Linked DNA regions of Homo sapiens: region 2 is linked to region 1. Evidence: read pairs that join two places in POLR2A ChIA-PET (ENCODE). Cell type or tissue: OCI-LY7. All regions are shown on one strand. Links, peaks and the distances in the headings refer to the core of each region. The heading gives the core; the rest is flanking DNA.

Region 1 (15,235 bases), core at 1,708-6,707:
TGTATGTATATTTAAACGGTATATTTTTTAGTTGTGGTTGGTTTTGAGTTTTATGAAAATGGTATTGCAACTGGCTGGGCGCAGTGGCTCACGCCTGTAATCCCAGCAATTTGGGAGGCTGAGGTGGGTGGATCACCAGGTCAAGAGTTCGAGACCAGCGTGACCAAAATAGTGAAACCCCGTCTCTAATAAAAACACAAAAATTAGCTAGGCGTAGTGGCGTGTGCCTGTAATCCCAGCTACTTGGGAGGCTGGGGCAGGAGAACCACTTGAACCTGGGAGGCAGAGGTTGCAGTGAGCCAAAATGCATTATTTCCCCCATGATAGAGTGGGGGAACCATTTGGGAAATGGTTCATTACAACAGATAATTTGAGAAGCACTGTTATACACCATTTCAGTCCACATTCCATTGGCCAGAACTCAGTCACATGGACCCATTCAGGTGCAAAGGTGGCTGAGAAACGTCATCACTAATTAGGCAACCTCTCCCCAACAATAGTTTCAATCGCTGGAAGAGGTGCACACGTCTTTGTTGGACCACGTATTAGCTCATTTCTGCTGCTATAACAAAATACCATAGAATAGGTAGCTTACAAACAACAGAAATTTATTTCTCACAGTTCTGGGAGGCTGGGAAATCTAAGATCAAGGTGCTGGCAGATTCCGTGCCTGGTGAGGGCTGCTCTCTGCTTTCAAGATGGCACCTTGTTGCCGTGTCCTCACATGGCATAATAGCGGAAGGACAAAAGAGGCCTAGCTAGTTCCCTCCAGCCCTTTTATAAAATCACTAATCCCATTCATGAGTCCTCATGACTTAATTACCTGCTAAGGCCCTACCTCTTAATGCTATCACATTGTTAATTAAGTTTCAACACATTGATTTTGGGAGACATTCAGACCAGAACAGACTGCCAACATGTCTGCTGCAATTTTATTCAGAAACTCTGAAAGTATTACCTTTCACTTTTAATTTACTGTCATCCATCTAAAAATTTATTTCTATGTATGGTATAAGGATCCTATTTCACTTTTTTCCATATGTATAACCATATGTATGTATATGTATTTCCCGTATGTATAATTTTCCAGCATCTGTTATTGAAAAGTCCATCCTTTCCCAAAATTCACTTCTGTTATATGTCAAGTTGCATGGCTAATTGCAAACAGTACACAACTATGGCTTTGTACCTGTTATTAAAATACCAAACCATAGTGCAGTATTTCCATTACTGTTAGTATAACAGTTACCACTCTAAGCCTCCTTACTACCCTCATCCCAAACACTTGGGCCCCCCAGGCCACAAATCCCTCAACCTCCCAGCCTCTAAAACTGAAGTGGTTAAGCCTGGCACAGGAAGGAACCTTCAGTGCCGGCTCCAGCTTCAGTCTACTCCTAGGGTTGTTATCTACTTTCAAGGCTCCATTTAGATTTCACTTCTCTAACACCACACTAATTACTACAGAGTATCTTGACTATTCTTGAATTTTCACTTTTTCATATAAATTTTAAATTTGACTTGTCAAATTTCTCTGATAGCGCCATTGGGATTTCAATTGAATTACATTAAATCTGTAAGTCAATTTGGGAAGGAATAACATCTTTTTTTTTTTTTTTTTTTTTTTGAGATGGAGTTTCATTCTTGTTGCCCAGGCTGGAGTGCAATGGCGCGATCTCAGCTCACTGCAACCTCCACCTCCAGGGTTCAAGTGATTCTCCTACCTCAGCCTCCCAAGTAGCTTGGATCACAGGCATGTGCCACCATACCCAGCTAATTTTGTAGTTTTGGTAGAGATTGAGGTTTCACCATGTTGGTCAGGCTAGTCTCAAACTCCTGACCTCAAATGATCCACCCGCTTCTGCCTCCCAAAGTGGTGGGATTACAGGCATGAGTCACTGCGCCTGGCCAAAATAATATCTTTATTGTATTATTTCTATCCACAAACATTTCTTTAAGTCACCTGTAGCATCTTTACTGAAGTTTCATAATTTTTCTCCCTGAACTTTTTACTTGTCTTTTGTTAGATTTTTCTTATATGTCTTATGTTTTTGTGTGGCTATTGTATTTAGTATCTTTGCCTTACATTTTCTAACTGCTTGATTCCAATATATAAAAATGCAATTGAATTATATATATTTATTTAGTATCCAGTCCCCTTGTTTAAACTCTTATAATAATTTTTCTATTGATTCTTTTAGGCTTTCTATATAGATGATATCTGCAGCTGTGAATAACAGTAGTAATAATAGTTTGCTTTTTCCTTTCCAGTCCTTATCGCTTTTATTTCTTTCCCTCTTACTTCATTTCCCAGGCTAAGACTTCCCATACTGTTAAAGATAAACCTGGGAGAATGGGTGTGTGTTTGTTCACTAATGTACCATCAGCACCTATAAGTACTTGATACACAGTAGGTGCTCAATGAAGTGATGTTTTTATTTGTTATTTTACTTTTTAGCTCCAGAATTTCTATTTGGCTCTTTTAAAAATAATTTCTAGCTATTTGTGTTCTGTATTTGATGAATTATTGTCACCATACATTCCTTTACATCTTTACGCAGAGTTTCCTTTGATTCTTTGAATATACTTTTAATGACTGCTCTAAAGTCTTTATTAAAAAGTCAGCCATCGAGCCCTCTGTTATGTAATTTCTCTTGCATCCTTTTTTCCTGTGTATGGATCAAATTTTCCTGTTTCTTTTCATATCTCATGCATTTTTTATTAAAGATTTGATACTTTAGACAATTTATTATATAAATCTGGGTATTGATTGCTTCCCCTTCTGAAGCTTATTGATTTTGTTTACTTATTTATTTGTTTACTGACTTGACTGGAGTGCTTTAGTGAAGTCCAGTTCCCCAGCTCAGTGTGAAGCTTCTGATGTTGCTCCTCAGAGACTGCAGCCTTGACCTTCCTTAGACCCTTCACCCTGGGATGATAGTGGTTTTACCAGTAATCTTTGTCTTTCCCCATCTCTCTGTCAAACTGTCTGCCTTTTAGTATCCACCCAGCTGTTAGAGTCCACTAATTGCTAGCTGATTGCTCTGTTGTTTTTGACAATGCCCTGGGGGAATAAATTACTCCATTGTCTAATCTGATTAAATTTAGGCTCCTTTGCAGAGGTAGTTTTTGAGTTCAATCTTGAGGTTTGCTCTGATCCCAGGAAGGCTCTTCTTAGCCATTTCTTCCCTAGCTTTTTCTGGTAAACTAGTGGTCTGCAGTTTAGCTTGTTGCTTTTAGAAGGTACTAGCCTCCTCTTAATTGCTTACAACCAAAATATCCATTGTTTTTAAGAGCACCTTTAGGTTCAAGTTTTCCCCTACTCCGTTCCAAATAAACTAATTTCTTCTGGGAAGAGCTTCAGAATTTTCTTTTCTTATGGATGTTTCTCCCCCTGAGCAAAATCTCTGAGCCACTGCTCCAGCCAGAGCTGAGGATGGGGACAGTCACTTTCTTCTCTCAGAGTAACTCTCCTTCATTTTTTTTTTTTTTTTTTTTTGAGATGGAGTTTCACTCTTGCTCCCCAGGCTGGAGTGCAGTGGCACGATCTCGGCTCACTGCAACCTCCACCTCCCGGATTCAAGTGATTGTCCTGCCTCAGCCTCCCAAGTAGCTGGGATTACAGGCACACGCCACCATGCCCAGCTAACTTTTTGTGTTTTTAGTAGAGACGGGGTTTCACCATGTTGGCCAGGCTGGTCTTGAACTCCTGACTTCAAGTGATCCGCCCACCTCGGCCTCCCAAAGTGCTGAGATTACAGGCGTGAGCCACCACGCCTGGCTGACTCTCCTGCTTTATAAGCAAGGCTCTGCAAGGGGGAAGTAGCTTCCATTCATTCTTCTCAGCTTGCCTGTCCTTGCTTGGAACTCGCACCCTATATGTGAGCTGCAATAAGGGCAACTGGGGCTCCACTACTCTCAGTCTGCTACACCTGGGATAGAGCCACTGCTCTGTGAATGCAGTCTGAAAGGAGGAAAGGAGTCCCCAGTCTTTCCATTCTCCAGGCCACACTCATCTGGAATTTAGCCTTTGCAACAGAACATGAGAGCGGGTAGAAATGCTGGCAGCTTGTCCCTCCAGGGAGATACACAATATGGTTTGGATGTTTGTCCCCTCCAAATCTCATGATAAAATGTGATTCCCAATGTTGGAGGTAGGGCCTGGTGGGAGGTGATTGGATCATGGAGGTGGATCCCTCACGAATGGTTTAGCACCATCCTTTTGGTGCTAAGTGAGTTCTTGTTCAGTTAGTTCACACAAGATCTGGTTGTTTAAAAGAGTCTGGGACGTCCTCTTTCTCTCTCTTGCTCCCTCTCTCACCATGAGATGTGCTGGCTCCCCCTTCACCTTCTGCCATAATTGGAAGCTCCTGAGGCCTCACTAGAAGCCAAGCAGATGCTGGTGCCATGCTTCCTATACAGGCTGCAGAACCATGAGCCAATTAAACCTCTTTTCTTTATAAATTACCAAGCCTCAGGTCCTTCTTTATAGCAACACACGAGTGGACTAACACAGAAAATTGGTACCAGGATTGAGGCATTGCTACAAAGATGTGGAAGTGGCTTTCAAACTGTAAACCAAAAGGTATCTAGAACAAATCTCAATCAATTTAGAAAGTTTATTTTGCCAAGGTTAAGGACACACTGGTGACACAGCCTCAGGAGGTCCTGAAGACATGTGCTGAAGGTGATTGGGTTGCTTTTGTACATTTTAAGGAGACATGAAACATCAATCAATATGTGTAAGATATACATTGGTTTGGTCCGATTAGGCAGGACAACTTCATTTAGAAGTTTTATTCCTAAATAAGACATTGTTCTCAGCTTGACTTTTCCCTTGGTTTAGTGATTTTGTGGTTCTGAGATTTATTTTCCTTTCATAGAGTAATGAGCACAGGAGTAATGAGCAGAGGCTGGAAGAGTTTGAAGGGCTCAGAAGACAGGAAGATGAGGGAAAGTTTGGAATTTCCTAAAGACTGGTTAAATGGTTGTGACCAAAATGCTCATAGTCCTCTACTGGGATTTGGGAGAAGAAGGAGCCCCATCTTCTTGGCCATACCCACCTGTGTGGAACTTTCCTCAAGGTGGGCAAGGTGGTAGAAGCAGCAAGTCATGTGAGGCATGAGTGGCATGTGAGGCATGAGTGGCATGTGAGGCATGAGTGGCATGTGAGGCATGAGTGGCATGTGAGGCATGAGTGGCATGTGAGGCATGAGTGGCATGTGAGGCATGAGTGGCATGTGAGGCATGAGTGGCATGTGAGGCATGAGTGGCATGTGAGGCATGAGTGGCATGTGAGGAGTGGCATGTGAGGCATGGTACTTGAGAGTACCTCTGACTAACTATTGCTGTTCTTACCAAGATGTAGTAGATTTTCTTGAATAAACAGTTCTTCATTTGCTGTATAACCTTTGGGCAGTTTCAATAAACTTTAAATGGTTGTTTTTAAAGTGCTTCACCAGTTACAGTTGTTTCATGGGGAGTGAGGCCACAGAGCTCTTTAAGCTGCCATTCTGCTAGGTATGCATTTAAAGGCATAACTCCTATCTTCAGGTTGCTCATCATTTAGTACAGAACAATTCACTTCAAGTACATAAGTACAATTTTAGTGTGATTAATACCGTGCAAGAGTTAAACACCACACAAAATGGGAACACTGAGGAGAATCTCCTAATCCAGTCCCTGAGAGGATAGGCTTTCTAAAGTAGAAATGAGTTGTGAAAAATGCAGGAAATTAAGGAGATGAAGATGAAATAAGAAGGGTGTTGCAGACACAGAGAGAAAGCAACTACAAAGGACAAAGAGGTCAGAGAGCGTGTTAGAAGGTTACATCACTGGGACACAGGACGCAAGGGAAAGAAGTTAGCAGAATTTGGACAAATAGGCAAGAGGTCTCAAGGCCTGGAATGCCTTGAGTTGGAAGATTTTTCTCCCTGGATTTCTCAGTGCTCCTGAACCGTTTGAGTAAAGGATAACTAGATATCAATCTTAAAGAAGAAAATTCGGAAGAGATCTAGAGACTTCTCTCACTTGGAACCATTTATTTACATTCCAAGGTGGTAAAGGAAAATTAAAGACCTGCCCTTTCTCTCTCACTATGATTATGTTATTTCTATATTTCAAATGTTCTCAATGGGAACAGTATAATGAATGTAAAACAGTAGTTGTCCTTGGAGGTGGAGTGCCAAAGGACTTTACTTCTTACATAATTCATTTCTGTATCTTTATAACATTTTACAAGGAATATGATTACTTTTGTTAACAGGAAAAAAGTAATTTTAAAATTTAGTAGCTATTGGCCGGGCACAGTGGCTCACTCTCGCCTATAATCCCAGCACTTTGGGAGGCCAAGGCAGGTGGCTCAGCAGAGGTCAGGAGTTTGAGACCAGCCTGGCCAACATAGTGAAACCCCATCTCTACTAAAAATACAAAAATTTGAGGCAGGAGAATCGCTTGAACACAGGAGACAGAGGGTGCAGTGAGCCGAGATCGTGCCACAGTACTCCATCCTGGGCGACACAGTGAGACTCAATTTCAAAAAAACCCACAAAAACCCAAAAACCAAAATAATGGGTACACTTGTGTGTGTGTGCGTGTATGTAGAGGTACAGCTGAAAAAAAGATCATCCATGAGTTGACCCCTGTTAAAGCTTGCACTGTGGGTGATATTGTGATGACACACAGATGTCTCAGGAATGAACCACTTACTCTCCAAGCTGCTGGAAGTGCAGCAGAAGATGGTCTTCAGCTGTCAGCCCTTTCTGGGGATTGTCTCAGGTGAAGAAACCTGCCTTACTAAAGGTCATGTCTCCTGGGGGCAGCCCACATCAAGGGACTGATCAGTGTAGGGGTGTAAAGGCCTCCATACTCCCTGTAACTTGGGACAAGTCTCAAGGGCTATTGCAGTTCCAGAGCTCCCCATGTGGCTGCTAAAGGCTTTGTTGGGACTGCTCCTCAGCTGTTTCTCCCTCTGCCTACTTCTGTTCTTTCTCTTCCACATGTGTTGAAAAGCACTCCCCAATAAATCACCTGAAATCTCCATCTCAGAGTCTACTTCCCAGAGAACACAAATTGCAAAGACACTTTGGCATCATTATAGTCTCTTTACTTTTGTACATGTTCAAGTTTCCATAATTATAATTTAAGAAAAGCAAAGGACTGTGTCAGACTATATATGGTAGATAAGGGAGTAGTGACAAGTGACCTCTAGGGTTCTGGTTTCAGACTGAATGGTGCCATTCCTTGAGCAGGAGATGCAAGAGGAGAAGCCATTTGGAAGACAAATAAGGAGTTAATTTTTGACATGCCAAATTTGGGGCGCCTGCGGGGAGCACCCTGGGCTGGAGACGGTGATTATCAAGCTGGAGACAGTCCATGAAAAGGAAAGGTAACGGTGGCTTGGAACATCTCAAAGGGCCAATAAAAACTCTATTTAGATTTCAACTGTGTTTGCACAAGTACAGTTGAATTTGTGAATACCTCACAGAATGGGAATTAACTGCACCCTTGATAGCAGGCACCATATTCTAGAATATTTATATCACCTAGAGGTCTTAGAATAATATCTTGTACTCACTCAACACTACTCATTGATTGAATGGATCTCCCTGGAAGAGCTAGAAAATGGTTCTGTTCCCCACTTTGTTCCTCTGATCATAATTCTTCTCTAGTCTCTGACACACCTGAAATCCTCTCCACCTTGGATCATGTGTGAGTTGTTTTTGCGCATGCAGAGTGGAAGGCTTTAGGACGGATCAAAGATGAGTCAGATGGGAACCATGCTCTGAAGAAACTAAGAGTTTAGTACGAGGGATAAGACATGCAAAAATTATAAGGTTAAAAAAAGAGAAGTGAGAAAGCTAAAGAGGAAGTGATAAGGAAATTCACAGGAATGATAAATATTTGCAGTTGGGAAAACTCTAAGTAAGAGGCAAAGGCTGATGCAAAGTACCTCCCAGGCTGTATTGGCTCCTTTCTAATTTTCCGTATTTGTAGCTCACTTTCTTTAGGTTTTTGCTTTAATATTCTACCAGCAGATTAGGGAGTCAGGCAACAGTTTATGACTTCTGTCCAGCTTGTTTCTGTACGCCTATGAAAGATTTTGTCATAGCAGTTGTATGTAGAACCGTTTTTAAAAATCCATTTCAGAGGAAATAATATTATCCAGTCATATTTGGAAAGGATCTCTACATAAAACAGGGTTTTTAATGTTAATATTTCAAAGATCTTTAAAATTAGATTTTACTTCACAGAATCCTAATCTACTTGTCTGACTTTACACAGTGTTTCTCTACTTTGTAAAAAGCATGACCCTTTGTGATAAATATTACAGCCCCACCAGCCTGCTCTCTTCTATGGAAAATTGTCCATCTATAATGATTATGCATCCGTAGGACCAAAAGAATTATGGCACTCTCATTAAAGGGCACCTCCCTGATTAGACACGAACACACACACATATGATAAGTGAGGCTACAGATCAGTTTTTATTAGTAAAAAAGTATCTAAAACACCTCAACTACTTTTGAAAAGTGTACCTTTGCTTTCTATAAAATGCTATTTGAGGAAACCACAAACAATGAATTTTCCTGAAGGAAACAAATGAAAATAAAATGTAAAATGTAGTGAGCTGTGGATATGCAGAGGCGAAGTTATTTATTCTAAATACCTGGCTTTGTACTTTATAATACATTGTGCAATCTGAACATACCAATTATTACAGAGATTAAGGCTCCAAGCTTTTTCCGTACTCTATACACTCATCTCCCTTCTGTCCAACAAGATTATCTTCTCCCAAAGGATTCTCAATAGCTGGCATACAATAAAATCAAAACAGTAAAAAGCCCAAAAAACCACCCCCCACAAAACCACCAAAATAAAAACGGCACCAAGTGGGATAAAGTTTCGAGATCCTTAACTAGGCATATCTCAACGTGCTTTATTTAAAATAAACGAACTCTTTGAGTGCCTTAAGAGGAATATATTTAAATAAACATAGAACTCCTCTATTTTTGATTAGATGTCTAATTTTTTTTAAAAAAGTATTATATAACTAACCACTATCCAATCTGTTAGAACTCAACTTTTTCTATTCTACAAAGAAAAAGCTTCATACCCCAAAGCATTTGCTTGGGAATTTCGGGAGGCAGCTCTTCCGCAATACATCAAGTCCCATTCGCCCACGCCCCCCCCATCTAAAAAACAAAGTTTGGGGAAGCACTAGGCTTCCGACTTTGACAAGTCCCAGAAGACAAAGCCCAGGGCTGACCCCCCACGCCTGGCGCCGCCCGTTCGCAGGCCAGGAGCGGCCAGGGCCTCCCGCATGCGCTCCCACACGTACGCGCAGCGGGCAGCAGCCACCCCACAGCGTACACGAAAGTCGCCTTGCGCGGCTGGAGCCCTGGAGCCCACGGCCGGGGCCGCGGGCGGGGCCCGGGACTGCGGTGCTGCGCCCGAGCACGTACTGAGGCGTGGCCTGCCGCGCGCCGGGCGGGGCTCGGGAAGTTTCTCGGGTTGGCTTGGGTTTCGCATCCTCATCATGTAGCGCCAGCCACACCAGGAACAGAAGGGTGCCGGGTACCTTCCGCATGCTTGGTATTCTCCCCGCGGGGCTCTGACCGCTGCCGCTCTCAGGCACCTGTCTTTCCTCTCCGTCCCAGAATGGAGCCAAGACAAGGGAATAAACGAAATTCAATAGTACACGGAGATCGGGTGTCTGGGCAGCGTCTTGGAAAAACTATCCACTACAGGTAAGAATAAAAATTATGTCCAAACCTCTGAAAGGTGTGAACACATCAAAGCTCCAGAAGGCGTTCATAGGAAGGTTTATGGTAAAGTATAACTTTTATCCTACAGGGAGACTATTTTTGTATCGAATTCCACTAATTTCACTATTTCTCTGTAAAATAATCTGGGACGACAGGTTCATCTCTATTTAAAGGAACGAAATGTGAGCAAAGTGGTTAGTGGAAAACTTAAAAAAAAAAAAGTAAAAGTTTTTTTCTTTACATTTTTGTTGGTTCCAGCTGGCAACACGTTTGCAAAGGTTTTATTTAACCAAATCTTAATGTTGAAAAAAAGAAAAAAAGAGGATTCTTTACTCTGCAACTTGTTTTAGGTATTGCTACTTAAACATTTTGAACTTTTAGATTAAGTTTCTACAAAGCGAGTAATTTTAAGTTCATCTTTTCTGTACAGAGGCTTCTAGGAGGAAAATAAGATTTGGAATGATAATCGTGAGGTTATAAAAACTTAAACATATCTATTATGCCATTAAGTCAAAACAGCTCTGGGAAAAAATACCATACATTGATACAGTCTTTTATAGTTTGTGCTTTCCCATTCACTACCTTGTTAATTTGAGTTAATGTCTCCATAACTGGATATCTCAATCTCTAGTTCAAATTCAGAACCCACTAAATGGCACTTGAAAACACTTTTATTCATTTCTATTTATGCCCTGCCACTCCTCTTAGGACATTCCCTCAATGTTATGTGATCTCATTACTTTCAAGTGACATCGGATCCTCAGTTTTCCACACCTCCATTGCCGCCTTCTGTTTGCTATTTAAACAAACAGTTAACAATGGAGAAAAGGGTATGTTCAACTGGATTGGCTAGCACTGCAGGGTGGTTAGCTCCATGGACTTTGGAGTCACTCATGGCCACCTCAAAAGCTCCGAGCCTTAGATCACTTCTTCAAGACTATATACTGTATAGATATACTCCTCCCTTATCTGGTACTGCTATGAATGAACTATATATAGCATTTAGATCTCAAATGAAGATTTACCCAAGCTCTAAAAGTAATAGATGGCAGACCAGAAATGTAAGCTTAAGTCTCCTGACTCTAAAGTCAAACTTAGAACAAACTTGGTTTGTTTTTTAATGATACTGCATTAAAAAAATTAAAATAGCTTTATTCTTTTTCTCCTGTATTTTTATGGAATAGCTACATTTCTTTTATACTCAGAACATACATTCTCATTTTTCTGGGTTATGAGTATAAAAGAAATACAGCTGTTTCATAAAGTAAGGATTATAGTTGCCAGGGTTGGGTTATAAGCCTTGGACAAAACCATTATGAAGAAATTTGTGACGGTGCATAAAATTGGGAAGGGCCAGTTCTGCTATTCCGTAGCTTAAAGCACTCCAAGGAGCTTGTTGTCTTAGTGACTGAGCAGTGGGTAAGTACTTGCTTCCTTCCAGCTGTACTGTCCTTTAACGTGGCTTTCCCTTCTCAATGCTTTCAGAAGTCATTTTCCTGAACTCCTGGTCATTACATAATCTGCTTTTACAAATAGTTTTCAACTGAAGCTAATTTGCTATACAAGAATAATTTTTTGTTTTGTGACCTGTGAATACTAAGCAACCACTTTATTCTAAAATACCACTTCTAGTATACTACTATCTGTAACTAAATGTTGAAGCACTTTGGGTCACAGTGTTTGTGCTTAAGTATACCTGTGCCCCCCCCCCCCCCAAATTTTGCACTGAATCTTAGTATTAACTTTTGTTCCAAAATTTTCATATAATTGTAATCACTGTCCTCCATTGTAAGATAAAAAGAGCTACCTAAGAGATCTGTGGCTCAGTTCCTTTTGTTCAGTATATATACCTCAGGGTAAAGGACCTAAGGCTCTGGCACTTCCTACATAATTTGTTCATAAAAATAATTTTCTGTACCTGTAGGTGCAGGGATTCATAGTGATTTTTCTGTTTTAAAAAATATCTTTCTACACTGTCTGATTTTTAAAAATGAGATTATCAGTATAAAAGAAATACAGCTATTTTGTAAAAGAAAAATACAGGAGAAAAAGGATAAAGCTACTTTGTTTTAAAACGCAGTATCATTAAAACAAAAACAAACCAAATTTGTTCTAAGTTTGACTTTAGAGTCAGGAAACTTAAGCTTACATTTTTGGTCTGCCATCTATTACTTTTAAAGCTTGGGCAAATTATTCATTTGAAGTCTAAATTTATTAATCTGTTAATGGGAACAGATTAGAAATCTTCAGAGAAGCTCTAGCCTTTGTAACATTGTGACTATAATGCTGAGAACTGCTTCACTCATCCCATTCATATTTTAAAAATACTAATATTTTGTGTTTGAGCATTTTAATAGGCTCAGAAACTTAAAAATGATGTTTCTTTTCTAACAACATACTCTTTTCAATGGGATATTATGGTTGTTATTATTTAACATGACATTTAGGGACTCAACATACATTAAGGTGATGGCACTAAGATAAATGTAGAAATAACCAGTACCATGTAATTTTCATAAGTGCTTAAATTGTTGGTAAACAATTTTATGAGTTGGAGGTGTTGAAGCAAATATTATTAATATTTGAACATAAAAGCTGATCAAAGGGGCCTGGTCCACAGAAGATGTTTATTTGATGTAACAAAACAATACAGTTAGTGTTAGATCCAACCACAAAGAGCAAAAGGAATGAAAAATTTGTACAATGTACATAGAAAAAACAAGATATTTACTGTGACAACTATATATTCCTAAAATAATGCTTCTAAAATTACTCAATTATTGAAATCTACATGAAAAAAAGGATGTTAATAGCGACAAAGTGCATAAAATCAAACATTGTATTTTGAGCAAATTAACATACTAGGCAATTTTGCTAAGAATGCATGATTTTTTTTTTCTTGTTTACAGTCTGCTCAAAATATCTTTATACCAACAGGGTAGGCAGAACATTTAGGTTTAATATCAGTTACACAATATTAGCATAAACTTCCACAACTACATAGGGTATTGTTTTCTTTTGAGCTGGCAAAGTGACTATAGAAACATCAGATGATTTCTCTGAATTGAGAATTTTATCCAAATAAATGCCACATACCTTCTAGATATATGCATATCTTTCTATATTATGTAAATGGCTTTACCCATTTAAATAATAAACCATACAGCATTTAAGAATCATTATTATATGATTAACAATGTCATGTTCCAGGTTTAACAATTTCATAGGCCAAAAAAAATTTCTTCTTAAAAACTAGTTTTATAAACGCAGAATATATTCCATGAGTAACTGCTGGTATTTTTTAAGAAAATATATTGTGCAATTGTGGCTACCACGTACTGCTGGCAAAGCATTATTATTTATGTAAAATGTGAAAAAAAAGGTGTAAAAATTTTTCAACTGCCTATGATCATGATGAAAGGTTACTGCCTTCTTACAAAAATTATATTGGCATCTTCTTAAAAATAATTCGAAAAAGGGATAAACTCCCTAGCCAAAAATAAATAAATAAAAAGGTGCATTTTTTAAAATGATGCTACTGCAATGCAATGGTTTAAATACCAAAAAACTGAGAAAATGAGCTGTCTGTGATCCAGCATTAAAGAACATACTAAAAAAGAGCATTAATGTAAATTAAGTAGAAAGGGGATCAAAATTGAACTAACCAAGTTTGTGCAGTATTGTAGCCAGGCTTCTAAAATTAGATGTAGAAAATATAAATAGACTGCTTTAGGTAATGAGCCACCAGTGTCCAAAAAAAGGAATGAAATTAAGAAAAAGCTCAGTTAACTTGATCCAAAGCTCTGAGTAATTCTTCACCCTGCAGTAGGTTTCTGCTGCCTTGTATAGGAGCATTAACTTCACAATCATAACTGGTCAGCTGTGGTAATCCACTTTCATCCATTGATTGCCCCAGCAGTCTACATGCTAAATCTGAAAAACAAAAGAGATACCTAAGTATACATTCATCTAGTCAATGAATATTTATTAAACACCCACAATGTGTTAGGTATCATAGAAAATAAAGCAAAATTCTGGAAGGGTTTTTAGTTTACCTGGCAAAACCACAACTATGTTAAAAAGTAAGTATAATCCAGTGATACTGTTGCTGTGTCAGAAATGTTTACAGGATACAATAAAGGCACAAAGAAATAACAATTTGGAAAAAGGCATAAATATGGTGGGCATCAAAGCTGATGCCTGTAATCCTAGCACAGGCTGAGGCAGGAGGATCACTTGAGGCCAGGAGTTTGAAACCAGCCTAGGCAACATAGTGAGACCCCATCTCTACAAAAAGCAACCGGGTGTGGTGAGGCATGTCTGTAGTGCGAGCTACTCAGGAGGCTGAGGTAGGATGATTGCTTGAGCTTGAGCACAGGAGTTTGAGACTGCAGTGAGCTATGATCATGCCACTGCACTCCAGGCCTGGGCAACAGAGCGAGACCCTGTCTCAAAAAAAAAAAAAAAAAAAAAAGAAGTCATAAAAGTTCACAAATTTCAGCTTCTATCAATATTGACAGCACATGGACATAGAGAAATCAAAGAAAATTACTAAAAATGAAAAGCTCCACCTTGAAATGTTAATCTCTGTATTAAGACCATCACATGAAATACAACTGTACTTTTTTTTTTTTTTTTTTTTGAGGCAGAGTCTCACCCTTGTCGCCCAGGCTGGAGTGCAGTGGTGCCATCTTGGCTCACTGCAACCTCTGCCTTCCGGGTTCAAGCAATTCTCATGCCTCAGCCTCCCAAGTAGCTGGGATTACAGGCGCCCGCCACCACGCCCAGCTAATTTTTGTATTTTTAGTAGAGACGGGGTTTCACCATGGTGGCCAGGCTGGTCTCCAACTCCTGACCTCAGATGATCTGGCTGCCTCGGCCTCCCAAAGTGCTGGGATTACAGGTGTGAGCCACCGCGCCCAGCCACAACTTTACTTTTTAATCTTGCTAAGGAACCAAAGTCATTCTCACTTAGATTAAAGCTCCTAAATAAAAATGTTTCATGTATTTTGTCTTTGTGATGTTCAAGGTCAAAAAGAATAAACTAACCAGAGGGTATTAAAATAATTGTCTTTTGCTCCATTCCATTCTGTTCACTAGATTTGCATCCTTTTACACGTTTCCAAGAAAGTGATGTAGTAGCTGCATGATCGTCTGGCTGCTGTAATAATGTTCCCTATAAACAGTAAAGTTATTTCAAGTTTAGTTTGTTGAATTTTTTTTTTAAACAACCAAAAACCTTGAAATTGGTGTAAATTTAATAACATTATAGGCAGTTTCTTAAATACTACCCTAAATTATTTTGAATTCTTTCTTAAGTTATTTGTCATCCATTATGACCATTCTGTCTATAAATACTTTCCAGTTAATTTAGTTTGAAAATATCAGAATGTATTATACCACCATTGACTTACCCCAAAACATAGCAGTTCTTTTTTAAATATGAGATGGACTCTCACTCTCTTACCCAG
Region 2 (15,235 bases), core at 6,196-11,195, 320 kb before region 1:
TGGGGAGCGGTGCACTTGGCATGCGGCCTCCGCCTTTCCCCACTCACAGCTCCATTCCTCTCCTGGCTCCTGTCCTCTCTTCTTCTCCCCCTCTTCCTTCCAACTCTTCTCAGTTACCTCATAAAACTCGTGTCCCCTCATTCTTTCTCTCTCTTGTTCTCTTCCATATGGGAACTAAAAATGTATCCCAAGCTTGCCATGTAACTGTCAAAGTAGTGTGAGTGCCATAATGAAGCGAGACATAATGAAAAACCAAGGCCGTCGACATCCAAAGCCCTTGAAAATCCCAAGAGGTCCATTTCAGAAGCTCCACAAAGGAACCTTCTACTTTCTCATCCCTTCCTAATTAAACTGGCTTTTCCTCAAGTACCAGCATTCTACAGAGACAAAAAACTTTTGTCTTCACTATTGGCTTTCTGTTTTAATTACTAGCATCACGGCAGCATTGTTTTCTATTCCATGGGTTGCAAAGATACAACATGTCAGTTACATTTTAAGTTTTATTGCAACACTATGCCTATGGCAAATCATGTACTAAATGCCAAATAGACTTAAACTTCTGGAATAAAATCCATTTCTAAATTAGGACTTGCCTTTTTTTCCTATTTGGTTTTAAATATTTGTTACAGGAATTTCATCTTTAGCATATTTATGTAGATATTTATCAAGATATAATAGTTCCATCCTCAACATCACAGTTTTGCATGTATTACAGGAATGCAAACTTATAAAGTATACACTATACTGACTCCTTTTTTATAGATGAGGAAACTGAGATTCTGAACAGTTTCATAACACAATTTTTTGTTTGTTTGTTTGTTTGTTGTTGTTTGTTTTTTTGAGACACAGTCTCATTCTGTCACCCAGGCTGGAGTGCAGTGGTGCAATCTTGGCTCACTGCAACCTCCACCTCCTCGGTTCAAGCGATTCTCTGGCCTCAGCCTCCCAAGTAGCTGGGATTACAGGCGTGCACCACCAAGCTCAGCTAATTTTTATTATTTTCTGTAGAGCTGGGGTTTCTCCATGTTGGCCAGGCTGGTCTCAAACCCCTGGCCTGAGGTGATCCATTCACCTCGGCCTCCCAAAGCGCTGGGATTACAGGCATTGAGCCACCGTGCCTAGCCAGTAACTCACAACTATTATAATAAGTGGCAGAGCCTGAATTCACACCTTGGTTTGTTGGCCTCCAGCTGGTACTTTCTCAAGCACGATGATGTACCTCTCCTCTGGATTGCCCGGTACCACCCAATATACCAAATAAAGCTTCCCAGCATGGACTTGAATAGGCCATGATTGTGTGATCCACAACCCCATCATTCTCTGCATCTCTACCCTGTTCCTAAAAAATTGTTCAGACTTTACCTGATCTCAGAAGGACAGCAAAAGAGGTTAGCAAAAGTTCAGAAGGCAAAGTAGTAAATCCAGACAGATCTCTAGTAAATTCAGAGCTATTCTGGAAAACAAATTGGTATCTAGCAAAAAGAGTCTAGCTATGCAATTAATAATAAGCATCTATTATGCATTCTAAATAGCCCTCATGTGGCTCTGAGTGTCGACATAGAATATGGCTGATAAACCCAGTCTATTCTGTTATCCAAAGTGCTGGGGCATTCCTTACTAATTTGCCCTCCTAATGGTTTTCATACAAGTTGACTAACAAGATACCCCCATTCCACAGATCCTTTGTGGGCTGCAGCATAGTTAAGGGCAAAAAAAGAGTGAGAGCCCAGATTCAGTTGTAGGAGATGACTCTTTTCCAGTGGTGCTCCTAGTTCTTCACCTGCTGCTGATACCTGAGGCCTGAGCCCACTGACTCTTTCAGCCTGCCACAAATATACTGATTTCATCCTTCTTTCAATAACAGTTTGGTGCCCATGGTGGGCAGGCTCCCTAGCCCTCTACTCTACTCCCTTCTAGTTTACCTTCCTGACTCAAAAGACTAGAAATTCAACAACATTTTCAGACTCTCTTGCAGCTAGCATTCCAGATCCAAATTAAGTCCTCCAATTAGGTGTATTTGCATGAGGTCCAGAAGGCAGAAGCAAAAAAGAAATCATCTTCCTGCCCCCCTTTCAAGCTTTTTTGCTGCAAAACAAGATCATAAAAAGGTAAGCTAACTTTTTAACAGCATGCTTCTAATGTTCAATCTCTAACTTCCTAGGTGGTGAGAGGCTGTTGAGGCAACTGAAAACAGCAGCTTTTTGAGTCTGGCTTTCTGAACCTTGGACTGCAGCTCTGGGGATATACCTTGAACCCCTCTTTCCAGTGACAATCTCAAAAGTGGCAGTTCCCCTAGAAAGCCAGTCCTGCATTGCCCCAGATCTGCCTCCTTTACTTCCTTTCTCTGTCACCACCACAACCATTAACATTTCTTGTGCATTCACTATGTGATAGGCATGGTACTAAATGCTTTAAATAAATCATTTCATTTAAACTCCAAAACAACTCCATCAGGAAGGTACTATTAATATCTTTTTTTGTCAGATGAGTTAGCTGTGTTCTGAAAAGGGATAAATTGCACAGGATCAGATCAAAGCTAGTGGTTAAGTGGTAGGTAAAGCTGGAATTCAATCCCAGATCTGCCTTACTCCAAAGCCAGAGCTCTTTTTCTTTAAAGTTGAGGGCCTAGGACGTATTAGCAGATTTTAATTGCCCATACACATTATGTTGCTGAAAATGCTGTTCATTCTTTTCCTTTAAACAATATAGACACACAGGCCAGTCTATTTCATGTCCAGAAACATCTAGATAGCAAAGAAGTCTAATTAAATAGAGAGCCATTTAAAAAATACAGAGGTATCTCTTTGTGAAAGCTTGCTTAAGCCATAATAAGATCATTTTTATGGTAAAAATTAAAGAACTAAGATGAAAGCAGACAGGGCTTTCCACTTGCCTCTGGAAGAACCAGAGCTGGGAGAACAGACTCACACTTACCAGGTGCTCGGTTAACAGCGAGGTTTCGGAAATGGCTGCCTTTGATCATTTCCACAGATAATCGCCCCGTTGTGGCATTGTACGAGAGCCCCACCAACAGCTCTGGCGCCCCTCCATGAGACAGCGACTGCGTGGATGAAGTACTATCACTGTGAGAAACCGCAGATGGGCTGAGCGGAGACCCTCCACTCTGGAGGGGAAGAACAACAAAGAATCCATTGGCCCACGCTGCACTACTCTCTTTTAGAGAAAGCCGATATTATGTTTGGTGAAATTGTGACCCAATCCCCAATGACTGCCAAAGATGACTAAGGGCGCACTCGGCGTGAATTACAATGGGCCCAGGGAGCACAGTCACGGATGAGATCCCTGCATTAGGAACTGACATATTTGTTTCAAGAGCTGTCTCCATTCAATATTTCCTCTCTAAAGGCAAAACGGACAAAGACGTTATTACTAGTGTAAATCAAACCCTCTAAGATACAAGGAGAGTTAATAATACATTCAATATAGACTCAAATTCCCCCCTGTGTAATCTGTGCTTGGATGTTTCTAAGGAACCCCTCCACTCCAGGCCTGAGGTTTGTTTCTGTTCTCTGCAGCTCCTTGATGAATATGGCAATACAGGAGGCGTTGTGTCTTAACTATAAAAGAAATGACCACTGGACGTCTACCCCCACATAGAACATTTGGCTCCTAGTTCTGCTTAAGGTTGTTAAATATATGCCAGGTGCCAAATTTTGCCTTTTAAAGAAATAACTTACATTACAAATGAGCACGTTTACAACTGTTTGAGAAAAAAGACAACACATGGGTTGTGGGTCTCAGCGACCTGGCAGGCACCAAGTGAGCCCAGGAGAACCTGAGCTTTCTGTCATGTTTATTCATGGGCACGCTTCTCCTGAGCACCTACACTTCCCCACCAGGCACGGGCACATCGGGAGGAGGAGCACAAAACTGAGAAGGACACTGATTGTCCCTCAAGGCACGGGAGTAGGAATCGACCCTGTGGGGGCAGGCAATCCTGTCCCCCTGAAACACCATCTCCTCCACCAGAAACAAGGGCATTAGACTTGACTTAAACCTTTCTTCTCAATGTTTGAAATCATTTCTTCAAATTTCTGACCAGAAACTCAATAATTAGAACCAATAAAAGGAATCAAATATTCTGCCCATCTGCAGGAAAGTATCCTGTTTACCAAACCACAGACATTTCTGCAGAGCGCCCCCCACCTAACCTGAGGCTGTATGGAACATAGTTTGTAAACGGCAGGGCTAGGTGGTCGTGATAGATGTCTTACAGACCCTGCTGTCTAGAAGATAAAAATTCAACAATGAAATATTTGCTTACTCTTAAGTGAGACTCACTCCCCCTCCTGTGCTCCTATAAAAGCTTCCCGCTGTGGCACCTGTCACTCACTGCTTGCCTCTCCCATCAAATTCTGAATCCGTATAAATCTCTCAGTCCCTGGTGCATAGCCTAATGTCTGGCACATAACTGTGCTCAACAAATAACTGGTGAATGAAAGACTTCCACCTGCAAAGTTCTTTTACACTAGCTCATTTTCCCCATTCAACTCCGTGCCACCAGCACACAGCATAGGGCCTAGCAAGCATAAATATGGGTGTGATCATCCCCATTCCCAAGCTCTATCACGCAGGATCCCTTCTGATCTCCACTGCATTCTGTTTTCCATCATTTCCGATGTGCTTTACTCAGATATTAAGAAAAAAGGGAGATCTGAGCAGAGCTGAGACATCATCTGGCTTATAACTTTAAAAAGCTCATTCTGGCTCCCATGTCCAGAAGAGTCTGTAGAGGCAAAGGCAGAAGTGGAAAGACCACCGCTGAGCAGCTATTTCAGTAATCCAGCAGAGAGCCAGGTTCTGGTTGTACCTGAAGATAGAGCCAATAGGATTTCAGGTGGAAAACAGAAAAGTCACAGATGACTTCTGAGATTTTTGACCCCAGCAATTGGAAGAATGCAACTGCCTTTAAGCAACATGGAGAAGACTGCAGGGGGAATAGATTTAGGGAGGCAAAAATCAGGATTTCAGGCCTGAAGACGTTAATTTTGAGACATCATTGGACATTTAAGCAGACAGATCTGCCACCACTACAGTCCAGACTTTCTGTCTCCTTTGTTCTTCCTCAGATATGACAAGCTTCCCCACTCCCCCGGCCACCCCACATCCTGACTGCTTGCATGTGCTGTTCACTCTGTCTGGAACTCTCATCCTCCTCACAGCACCAGCCTCGCTCTCTCGATGCTTTGAGTTCCGGCGTTTTATCACCACCTCAAAGAAACTTTCTCTGATCCTCTAAACAAGCGGCAGCCTATCACTCTGTCTCCTTGCCTACTTGGCCACCACTAGACTGCAAGCTCTCCAAGGGCAGAGGCATCGCCTGCTTAGTTCTTTCCTGCATCCACTTTGCCTATACCATAATTGACAGTAAACATCTCTGAATGAATGACTGATTGAATCCAGAGCCTACAGAGCTCCCTGATCTGTTAACGTGGTTTTGTAAAAGGAGATGGGCATACTACATGACATATAACCCACAGCAGTAGTGAGCTGCCCATCCTGTAGGCATGTAAATTATGACACCTTTCCTTGAAACCCTGTGGCAAGCAGGGAAATGGGGTATGAGGGAAGACGGTAGTAACACAAATGAAAGGTTTCAGAAGCAGCTGAAGTTCTGGGCTGCTCTCTCAGTCTGCCCCAGCATACCCGTTAAGAACCTTGCCCAGAAAGTCCCATCTCTGAGATTCATCATGATGCAGATTGGGGGCAGGAGGAGTAGGATCAGTTATCCACAATCCAGAGGGCCAAGCCACCTTCCCTGTTTTTCTCCATGCCCTCTACCACACTGCTGCTATTTTGTCCTAAAATGGACAGGGCATTTATCCATCAGGTTATCAGGAAGACAGGCATGAAAGACCCATTGTACCATGAAGTGCAAATCATGGCTTACAAGGGTGAGGAGAGCCAAATGGAAAATTAAATTAAAGTCTCTGAATTCACAGACTGAACGTACTAAATCAAGGGCTGACAATCCCAGGTCTTCGAACACACCACATCATTAGCAGCACCATTTAACATACTCACGCTTATATTACTTCTTGGCTCCAGAACCAGAGTCACTTTCATTTCCCCTTCTGGGTGCAGGTGGCTGAGATAGAATAGTTTCTCTCCCATCATTCTCTCTCGGGTCATCTTCCGGGCAGCGTACAGGCGGAAGCGGACAGCACAGGCAGCCACATCTCTGGGCTCCAGCTTGGCAAAGGTGACCTTCTCCCTGAAGACGGGGTTGGGCCCTCTCTGTATGTTCGTCCTGCCCCTGTGTTTCTTACCAGGCAGCAGCACTACATGAACTTGCCAGGAGTTGACACCACTTCGGTCCTTATCTGGGAGGCCCTGTGCCCTCACAATGGTCACTGTGAGCTTCTGGCTGGCGGCTCTATATTCAAAGATGACATCTAGGTCACCACACTTTGAGATGGGCTCTGAGACCCCGGATGGCACCTGCAAATTGGTCCTGTCCTGTTCCTGTTGCAGGCAGAGGAAACAATTAGAAATGGAAATGATGATACCCAATTACATTTTGGCCAGTTGGTGCCCCTTTGTGCTCCTTCAGAATCCCTGCTTTCTAACTGCCAGTGTATTCCCTCTATATCAGATAGGTCTGTTTACTGGTCTATCGCTGCATTAAACTGTGAATTCTTTGACGGCAAAGTGCCTAGCATATGGTGCGCCTTCGTGAATGTTTTTGGAATGGATAACTAAAGCTTTTATATTTTTGCAAAGTGTTTTCATATATACTGCCTCTCAAAAAGCACAATTGCCCAGGATCATTGAAACCAACTGAGATGCTAAATCTAAAATTAAGTCAACAGGCAATTGTCCATAGGCAACTTTTCCTTGTGTCCCTAAATACAGATGGTTGAGCCTGAGCCTGTTCTCCACAGGCAAGAGCTTTCTACAGACAAGAATTTTGATGGGAGTCCCAGGAAGGTGATGCTTCAGTATATTTTCAATCTAAGTGGGAGAAAAGGTTTAGGGCTGAGCTTCTCAAACTTTAATGTAGACCTAAATCATCTGAGGATTCTGATTCAGTAGGTCTGGAGTGGAGCTTGAGATCCTGCCATTTCTGGGACAGGCACAAGGGATGTTGACGCTGCTAGCCTCGGCTCACACTTTGAGCAGCAAGGATTTAGGAGGACACCTCCACAGCCCTTTAGTAAACAGCAACACTGAGCCTGGAGCCAGAACACCTAAATTGAAATCATAACTCTACCACTGACTAGCTTTTTTACCCTGGCCAAATAGACCAGCCTCTCGGTAGTCTAGCTTAAAAATGCACATTAATGTGCCTACTTGCTGGTGTGTTGTTGTGAGGTTTTCATTGATATGAAAATACCTGGCTTAGACCAGACTGCATAAATATCTATTCCCACCACTGGACTGGTGCTACCTATTCTCAAACACACATCCCTCTTTATGGAATGTCACCCTTGGGTAGCAATTTACATGCAGCCACTCAGATCTGATGACCTTACTGGGAAAACTGAGCTAGGCTGCATTTATTATAATGAACCACCCCACTAACAAATTATAAATAATGTCAATAATAATTCTATTTTCCTCTGAAGGCATGATCCTTACCTGTAACTAAACTTTGATCTGATTCTTATTGCAAACCAGTTCTTATTTATGCAATTGAACACCAGAACTTGCTAATTTAGAGATCTCGTTTCAAATTATAATACAATGCCTCAAAATGTGCATCCATCAATGAAACTTTCCCACATAGTCTGGGTGAAAGTTCATGGTTCTCTGGGTTCGTATTTCCTTAGGAAGCCCAGGCCTACCACTTACTAGCTCTATGACACTGGGCAAGTCATTTAATCCTTTCCATGTTCTATTTTCCTCAACTGTAAAATGGAGATGGTACCTTCTGTGTAGGGATGTTGTAAAAAGTAGAGGACTTGACAGACAGTAGACATCTAATAAATATCCTTTTCTTTTAAGATTCAAATTAGCCTGCAAGAAAATTTAGATTTCTTGTAAAATAAGTGAAGCTTCTTATATCCTTTCCTGTGAGCATGCAATCATGCGTGAGTGTTTCTATTCAGAGGTACTTAGTTTCAAGTGATAAAAGTGGTTGCTATAGAGACTTTTGAATACAACTGACTAGTGTATATATATTAGAAGCAAGTCTCCAAGGATTTAGGCCAACTCAAAAATCAAGTCAGAATCTTCTCTCAAACTCCCTTGTCTCTTCCTAAAACTCCCATCTATTTTAGCCTACTCTTGATCATCTCTGTATTGCATTTCTGACCATAAGTAATAATAGCTAACATCTACTAAACTATTTCTTATGCCAAATACCATATCAAATCCTTTACAGACTATAAAAATTGGCTCTTAAACACTTCAGATCTTCTTGGCCTTAACTCATGTTCCATCTTCCCCTAAGGCACAGCCTATATGGGCTCTAAGTAGTTTCAGCCTGGAACTACTCAATAAAGTCTTACCTTCTACCCACACAATATAATTCTCATTTCTTATCATTGGTCTCTCTGTCGACCGCCAAGGCTTAGACAGCTGCAGAACCCTGCTTGACACCAATATATGTGAAGTCTACTTTTTGCCCCGTAGTCAGTTGTCCTATCAGTTCATACAGCTTCTTGGAGTGTGATCACACAAGATCAGGCAATTAGCCATACTGAGTGGTGGCCAATTCAACTGTGTATTCTCACACTTGACCTCCCTTCTTCCCTGCCTTACTTCCCTTGTCTCGCACTTTTGTTCCCTGGGGTTGCACTCCCAAAGCAGGGAACAAAGCCTTTACGTAGGCTCTGCTTTTTTGAGGAACCCAACTAAGAAACATTATCTTTTTGAATATTTACATCAATGCAATGAGGTAGGTATTTTAATATCTTCATTTTATGGAGGACGAAACTCAAGCTTAGAAAGACTAAATAACTAACACGCTCTCTCCCCCCAAGCCCAGATCAAATTCCCAGACAAGATTATCCAGGACTCATGCCCTGGCAGTTTGAGTCCCAGGCCTGCCTTAACTCGTATCCAATACTCAAAATTTCAAACCTTATTTTGAAACATACAGTCTCCTTTCTTCTTCCCCAAACCTTTAGGCATAACTATTTCTACATATAGACATATGTGTGTGTGTGTGTGTGTGTGTGTTTATATATATATATATAGAGAGAGAGAGAGAGAGCGAGAGAGCACTAGAGAGAGAGAGAGAGAGAGCAAGCGCACAAGATGAAGGGGGAGAAGACGGAAGGTGGGGGTTGGAATCACACTCTCTGTGGTTTTCACATCCTTTGAGGCCCCTGCTCTTAATGTTAGTTAATAGCTCTTAGTTTTGTCAACTTCAATGCCAAGGTAAAAATATTTTAGTGAATGAGGAGCTCTCTCCACTTATGTATCAGGCTGTCTCTTCGGATAAATGCTCACTCCACCTGCAGGTTTCTAAGAGAGTCCTGGGTAGAGCTCCTGACTGTCCTAAGAACTCCTCTGAATAAACAGATCCTGCCAATGGCTGGGCTTTGGATAGGCCAATTCAAGCTGTGGCCCATGAAAACTGGGCTTTGTAGCCCCTCCCTGGGTTGATTTGAGAAAAAGATTTGTGAATGCTGGTATTTTCATAGCAATTAATTATTTCAACACACTTTACCTCTCACCAGGCAACTGAAGGAGCTCCTCACTTGGGTACTGTTAATACCACTAATCCATCTGACCTTCCTGCAAGGTAAAAATCTCTTCATTCTTATCCCCATTTGGCAGATTTTAATTAACTTCTCAAGGCCAACCAATTAATCAGTGGAAAGCAGAGATGAAAAGTGGGACACCTGTCTCCCTGTGTGCTCAAAATCACCAGCCACACTCCCATTGTCTTTCCTGCCAAGCCCTGGGTCTGCAGGAAAAAGCCAAAGGCCTTCGCCAGCAGAGAAGAGCAGAGCTCGAAAATCCATCAGCCTAACAGGTAGTCACACTGCACGACCAGTTTCCTGCTGAGACAAAATAAATGATTCCTTGAGCTCCAATATCCTGGGCTTTTCCTTAAGATGAGAATACTTGTGTCAAATTGTCAAAACCCAGGTAGGTTTAAAGATTTTCTGTCAAATTGAAAGCCTTTCTGTTTTAGTAAGATAGTGTTGATGTCATCTGTGTGGCCTAAAGTAAACAGGCCTACAATATGTTCCTGATGCCAGATACACAGGGGAAGACAGAGTTCTCAATACAGCTAAGAGGCAAATAAATCATTTCTTAAAAGGCAAGCTAAGCCTGCAAAGCAGGCAGTTACGGGAACTGCCTCCGAGTTGGATTTGAGGTTCTACTGTAGGAGCACCAAATTACAGTTTTTTCTCAAAATAGATAGGAGGTTGAATGGAGCACACAGAGATGTCTGGGTATTTTTGGAGTCTGAGAACATTTAGTACCCTCAATACCGAGTCTTCTATTAAAGCTCCAGCAGGCAGGTAAATGGGAGGTGACCTGGAGAAGTCACTTCCAAGCCTCATGGCACAATCACCAAGGAGACAGAGTATCAATAGGCAGGCAAATCATTTGGTCTGTTTTGTTTTTGGGAGAGAGATTCAAAATATTTTTTAAGAGTTAGTGTGTGGGATTTGATACGGCTTGGTAGTAAACTAACGGGTAAGCAGAGTTTTTTCTTTTTTTAAACAAAATGTATAAAGTTAATGGCTTTGGGTGCCTCCATATGAAGGGCTGCTTTTTAACAAGCCACAAACCACATATGTGAGCTACCATTTCTGGTCCTCAGCAGAGACATCTACACAGGGGCACAGATGTGTATGCATACCCCTCCTTAGATACTACCTACACACGCCAACATGTTAGCAGTTAAGGCTTGGAAACAGGGTTTTCTGTGATTCCTTTTTTTTTTTTTACCTTGAGCATTTAGCGTGTGTGACACTCCAAGTCCTAATAAGAGATGCATCCTGTTTATTTTCTCAAATGGATGCTAATAAAATCCATTCACCTCTCTCCTTCTTCCCCCATCCCTGCAAATTATATTAAAGGTTTATATATGTATATGACTTATTTCATCAAAATTAATTTCAAATTAGGTATTAAACACCATTCCTTAATGCCTTCCAATGTCACAGAATCATGATAGGAGGGATCTATCTAATGGAAAAATAACCGTAAGGGCCAGTAAAAGGAAACAATTTGGTAAAATCCTTATCACAGTGCCTGGCATATATTAACTGCTCAATAAATGGTAGCTACTACCATCATCACCTCCAGCCATATCTCTGGATTGATTGTTACATTTATTCTGGACTAAGCTTTACTTGAAAAAGAACTTTGGAAGAAGTATCTTTTATCAGAGATTTACTACAAAACCAATGTCAATGGCCAGAGGGGCATTACTGATTAATGCTGTCTCCTAGGCACAAAATATATTTTGTATATATTCACAGTGCAAGATCTGCATCATTACACCTTGTATAATTTCACTTGGAAGGCCATTTCATTTTAGTTCAATTTTCAAATAATTTTCATATCAAATAATCGTAACTTGAGATTTGGGCTAAATAAAAATAGACTCCACTTAATTGAAACCATGAAGTAAATAAACCAGTCCCTCTAAAGAACTGAAAATTCCATTATTTAAAATTAAGTCTATAAAAAGCCTTTATATAAAAGAAAAGCCTGGCTGTTCCTGGATCCATTCTGCCACCATTCTTATTTTTTTTTCTTTTTTTCTTTTTTTTTTTTTTTACCGTTCATCCTTTTTTTTCCATTTTGAGAGAAATTTATGACTCTTTTATTGACATGCATGGGATTTTGGTCATCTGGACAAAAATTTATTGCAGATAAAAGTAATGCTTCCTTTCTGGAATTTTTTTTTTTTTTTAGAGAGATGAGAAAGGAGAGTGGAAAGAGGGGAAGGGGAAAGGGAACCAATGAAAGAATGAAAAACAAATAACTTGCCTCTGGACTCCACATGGAGGAGCTGTCAGTGGCATAGGAATCTTCAAATCCCCGGCTATTAAAAGCTGTCTCCATCTCCAAGCTGCCCTCTGTGGATTGGCGCCTGAGGCTTTGGACCACACTGGACTCTTGGTGAGATGTGCCGTGGTGTTTGGCATCCCCTCTTTCACATGGGGACTGTGAGTGAGCAGGGATGTGGTCATCTTCACCGTAGGAGAGATTCTCAGAATAACGCCGTTGGCTGGCTCCATCCAAATCTAAATTTGCAATAAGAAAACCATTTCAAATGCATTATTTTTAACACCTTTTTACCTAGAGAAATTGAGTAATTGCAGTCACAACAATCAAGATTGCAGAAACAGAACCCATACCAATAATACCTGCAGAAACATAATTCTATCCATACAGTGAAGAAACTTGATCCATAAAATGAAAAAGAACATTATCTCATTATGTGGCGTATCAGAAGGCTTAATACTTTTTAAATATGAGTGTAGAGAATATATATTTATGTCAAAAGGATAAAATCGACACAGCATTTTGCTGGAGCTAATGACCACAAGACTTCTGCAATGGATCTAAAAGCAAAAAGAGTCATCTAATATGGAGATCGTATGGTCTCCCGACTCTACCATGCTTCCTTTCCTCTTCAGTGTTTACCACATTACCCTCTGCTCAAAAAGCTTTGGTGATCCTACCAAGTAAAAAGTTCTCTCCTTGATCCATGGTCTTGGATTGGTATGATCCGAGTTTAAATCCTGTCTCTGCCATAAGAACCCGGACAATATTCAAATTCTCTGAATCTTTGCTTCTTTATCTAAAAAATGATAAAAGCCATCAGAGGGTCACTGTGGACACATGAAATAATATTCACCTGGCAGCCAGCAAGGCCTTCCGTAAATATTAGGCTTGCTTACCTGCCTGGCCTGAACTGGCCTCATCCAACCCATCCAACCCCATTTTCCACTGCTTCCCAAGTGACCATGTCTCATTCCTCTGGTCTCACTGGTTTATGAAAATACTAGCTGTGTATTTCTGCTCACAGTGCCCCTCAAACCCTCCCTGTGTCCTGTCCTCCCTCCCCATACAAAGCACCACCAACTCCTGAGACTTCCCTGACTCCTTCAGTCTCCACACTTTTCTCTCTCAGCACCCCTCACCTCCATTCATCCCTTTCGTCTTCCTACATGTCAAGAGTGTCCTCAGATGGTCAGGAAAAGCTGGCAGGGTCTTCCTAAGAAATAGCTGCCCCCACTATTTGCCTCCCACACCCAAAGAGAAATTGAGGATCTCTTATCTCTTTGGCCTCTTTTCTCCTCCAGCAGACCCCATCCCAGGATGAAAGAAAACTAGAGATGTAGACAGGACAAGGGCGTGGGTTGGCAAAGTCTATGTCATAAAGCTCTTCTATATACATTGTATGGTAGCAATTGTTTTCCCTTGTTAGTCTGATACCTCAGCTATTAATAGAATGTAAGCTTCTGGATGGTACTAAGCCACATATATCTACTGCATAGTCTTTATCTGCCAATGCGTTATCACTTACCCTTCAGAGAACTTTAAAGTCTAGGTAGGTAGCAAATATTGAAAGCAGCCAGGTATGCAGCAATATGAGTGGTGGTGACAGGGGTTCACCAGAGTACATGACCCATGTATAGTAAGCATTCAAATTTTAAAAATATGTTATCAACCAGACCATACAAAAACATCTTCAGGCAGATCCTCGGGGCAGAACTTCAGACTCCTAATATGGGGTTTTGTAAAATCACAGCAGGCCATTGAGAAAGTTCCCTATCTTCCTCGTTATCCTTCATTATTCAGTTCAGACCCCTTGGAAACACTTTTATGGGACATTACAAAATTTTTACATCCAGACTTTCGGTTATTTGGCAAACATCCTAAAAACAGGCCACACAAAATGACAGAACAAGGAAAAATCCACATGCAAAAACCTACAACATAAAGCAGGATTTTCTTCTAAGTCTCTAATTAGCACACCCATTCCTCACATATGCGAACAGGAAAATGTCCTATTAAACAGTGGGTCATCCATCAACATGTGTAGAACCCAGCAGGATTTCAGCACAAAATTTTACTTTGCCAAGAAATTATCCCCATAAAATTGTCTCATGACTTTAACTCCTACGGTGATAATACCAAGATCAGTAATAAGAGAATTTTCAAAAGCTACATTAAGCCTTGAAAAGTTATTCATAACTGAAAAACATAAGAATGATATTAATGTAACAAACCATTTTCCATGACAGACAAGCAAGGAATGAATTAGAGAAGCAAATCTGGGGTACAAGTCAAGTTGCGAGGAGGAGGAAAGGGAAAGGTGATTCACCTTTCCATAAAGCAGTCTTCCCGTGCCTTTAAATTAAAGAAGATCATGACACCTTCAATAGACGCACAAAAGTAATTGCCTGTTGTCAGAGAAACGTATCCTGGCTTCTTAGAAATTATAGGCCATAACTATGTCACATCAACCAAATTTATTTTAACAGAGAAATTCTTCCACTTGCTTAGTTCATATCCCACTTTGATGGAATAAAACCCCATTATTCAAATACTTTTTTCATACTCCCAAACCTCTCTCCCCGATCACCACCCAAATACAAAGACTTCTGCTTACCATCTGTGATGGCAAGTTTTATGCGTCAACTTGGCTAGACTATAGGTGCCAATTACTCAATCAAACACTAAATCTAGGTATTGCTGCGAAGGTATTTTATAGATGTGATTAAAGCCTATAATCAGTTGACTTTAAGCAAAGGAGATTATCCTACATAAGCAGTCAGCTGAAAGACCTTAAGAGAACTGAAGTTCCCGGGAGAAGAAATTCAACCTAAGAACTACAGCTTCAGCTCATGCCTAGAGTTTCCCCCTACCTTTCCCAACAACCTGTACCGCAAATATGGGGGCTGTGTATTTCTGTTACCTAGCCAGCCACCACCTTCCCAATTCTTTGCAATGAATCTCTTGGGGTACACACACACACACACACCCCTGCATGTGCAGGTGTTTGCATGTACATGTACATTTTGTATGTACATATATGCATGTAATCCTGCTGATTCTAGTTCTCCAATTGAACCATGGCAGATATACCATCTCAAACAAAACTAAGTACACATTCTGGAGACAATTGAGCTGGTTTTGAGGACACCAGAGTAATAACATCTAGCTTGTAGGAAATATCCTCAGAATAACTATTCCATACACAAAAATAAGGTTACTGCTAGAAAAAAAGAAAAAGCCCCAGGAAATGGACTATTATTCTACAGCTAACCTTTCACGTCTAAAG

The links. ChIA-PET counts read pairs that join two places held together with the same protein. Peaks named below come from ENCODE experiments on the same cell type or tissue, not always from the same donor. Only the 100,000 strongest peaks of a DNase experiment are listed, where the experiment ranks them.
Region 2: POLR2A ChIA-PET joins it to region 1 with 6 read pairs; 2 of 35 experiments call an interaction of 5 or more read pairs at or near these places.

The regions. Positions count from the first base shown.
Region 1 is chr14:61,745,396-61,760,630 of GRCh38, reverse strand. It overlaps HIF1A (hypoxia inducible factor 1 subunit alpha), which reads right to left. Exons shown (of 15, transcript NM_001530.4): 14 at 14,814-14,940; 15 at 12,373-13,697. The coding sequence ends at 13,546. HIF1A-AS3 (HIF1A antisense RNA 3) reads left to right here and starts at 9,534. Exons shown (of 3, transcript NR_144368.1): 1 at 9,534-9,746. HIF1A-AS2 (HIF1A antisense RNA 2) reads left to right here and starts at 11,542. Exons shown (of 1, transcript NR_045406.1): 1 at 11,542-13,592. RefSeq lists enhancers at 1-217, 3,463-4,048, 4,751-5,250, 4,447-5,646, 5,251-5,752 and a silencer at 9,203-9,512. In OCI-LY7, for the core only: no CTCF peak of the experiment used is centred there; no DNase peak of the experiment used is centred there.
Region 2 is chr14:62,072,085-62,087,319 of GRCh38, reverse strand. It overlaps SYT16 (synaptotagmin 16), which reads right to left. Exons shown (of 8, transcript NM_001367656.1): 5 at 11,929-12,185; 6 at 6,046-6,486; 7 at 2,935-3,124. Among named protein-coding and RNA genes, the nearest start is that of LINC00644, 60 kb to the left of the region's middle. RefSeq lists an enhancer at 6,129-6,248. In OCI-LY7, for the core only: no CTCF peak of the experiment used is centred there; DNase peaks (open chromatin) are centred at 8,079, 8,569 and 9,249; H3K4me3 peaks cover 3,464 bases; H3K27ac peaks cover 4,200 bases.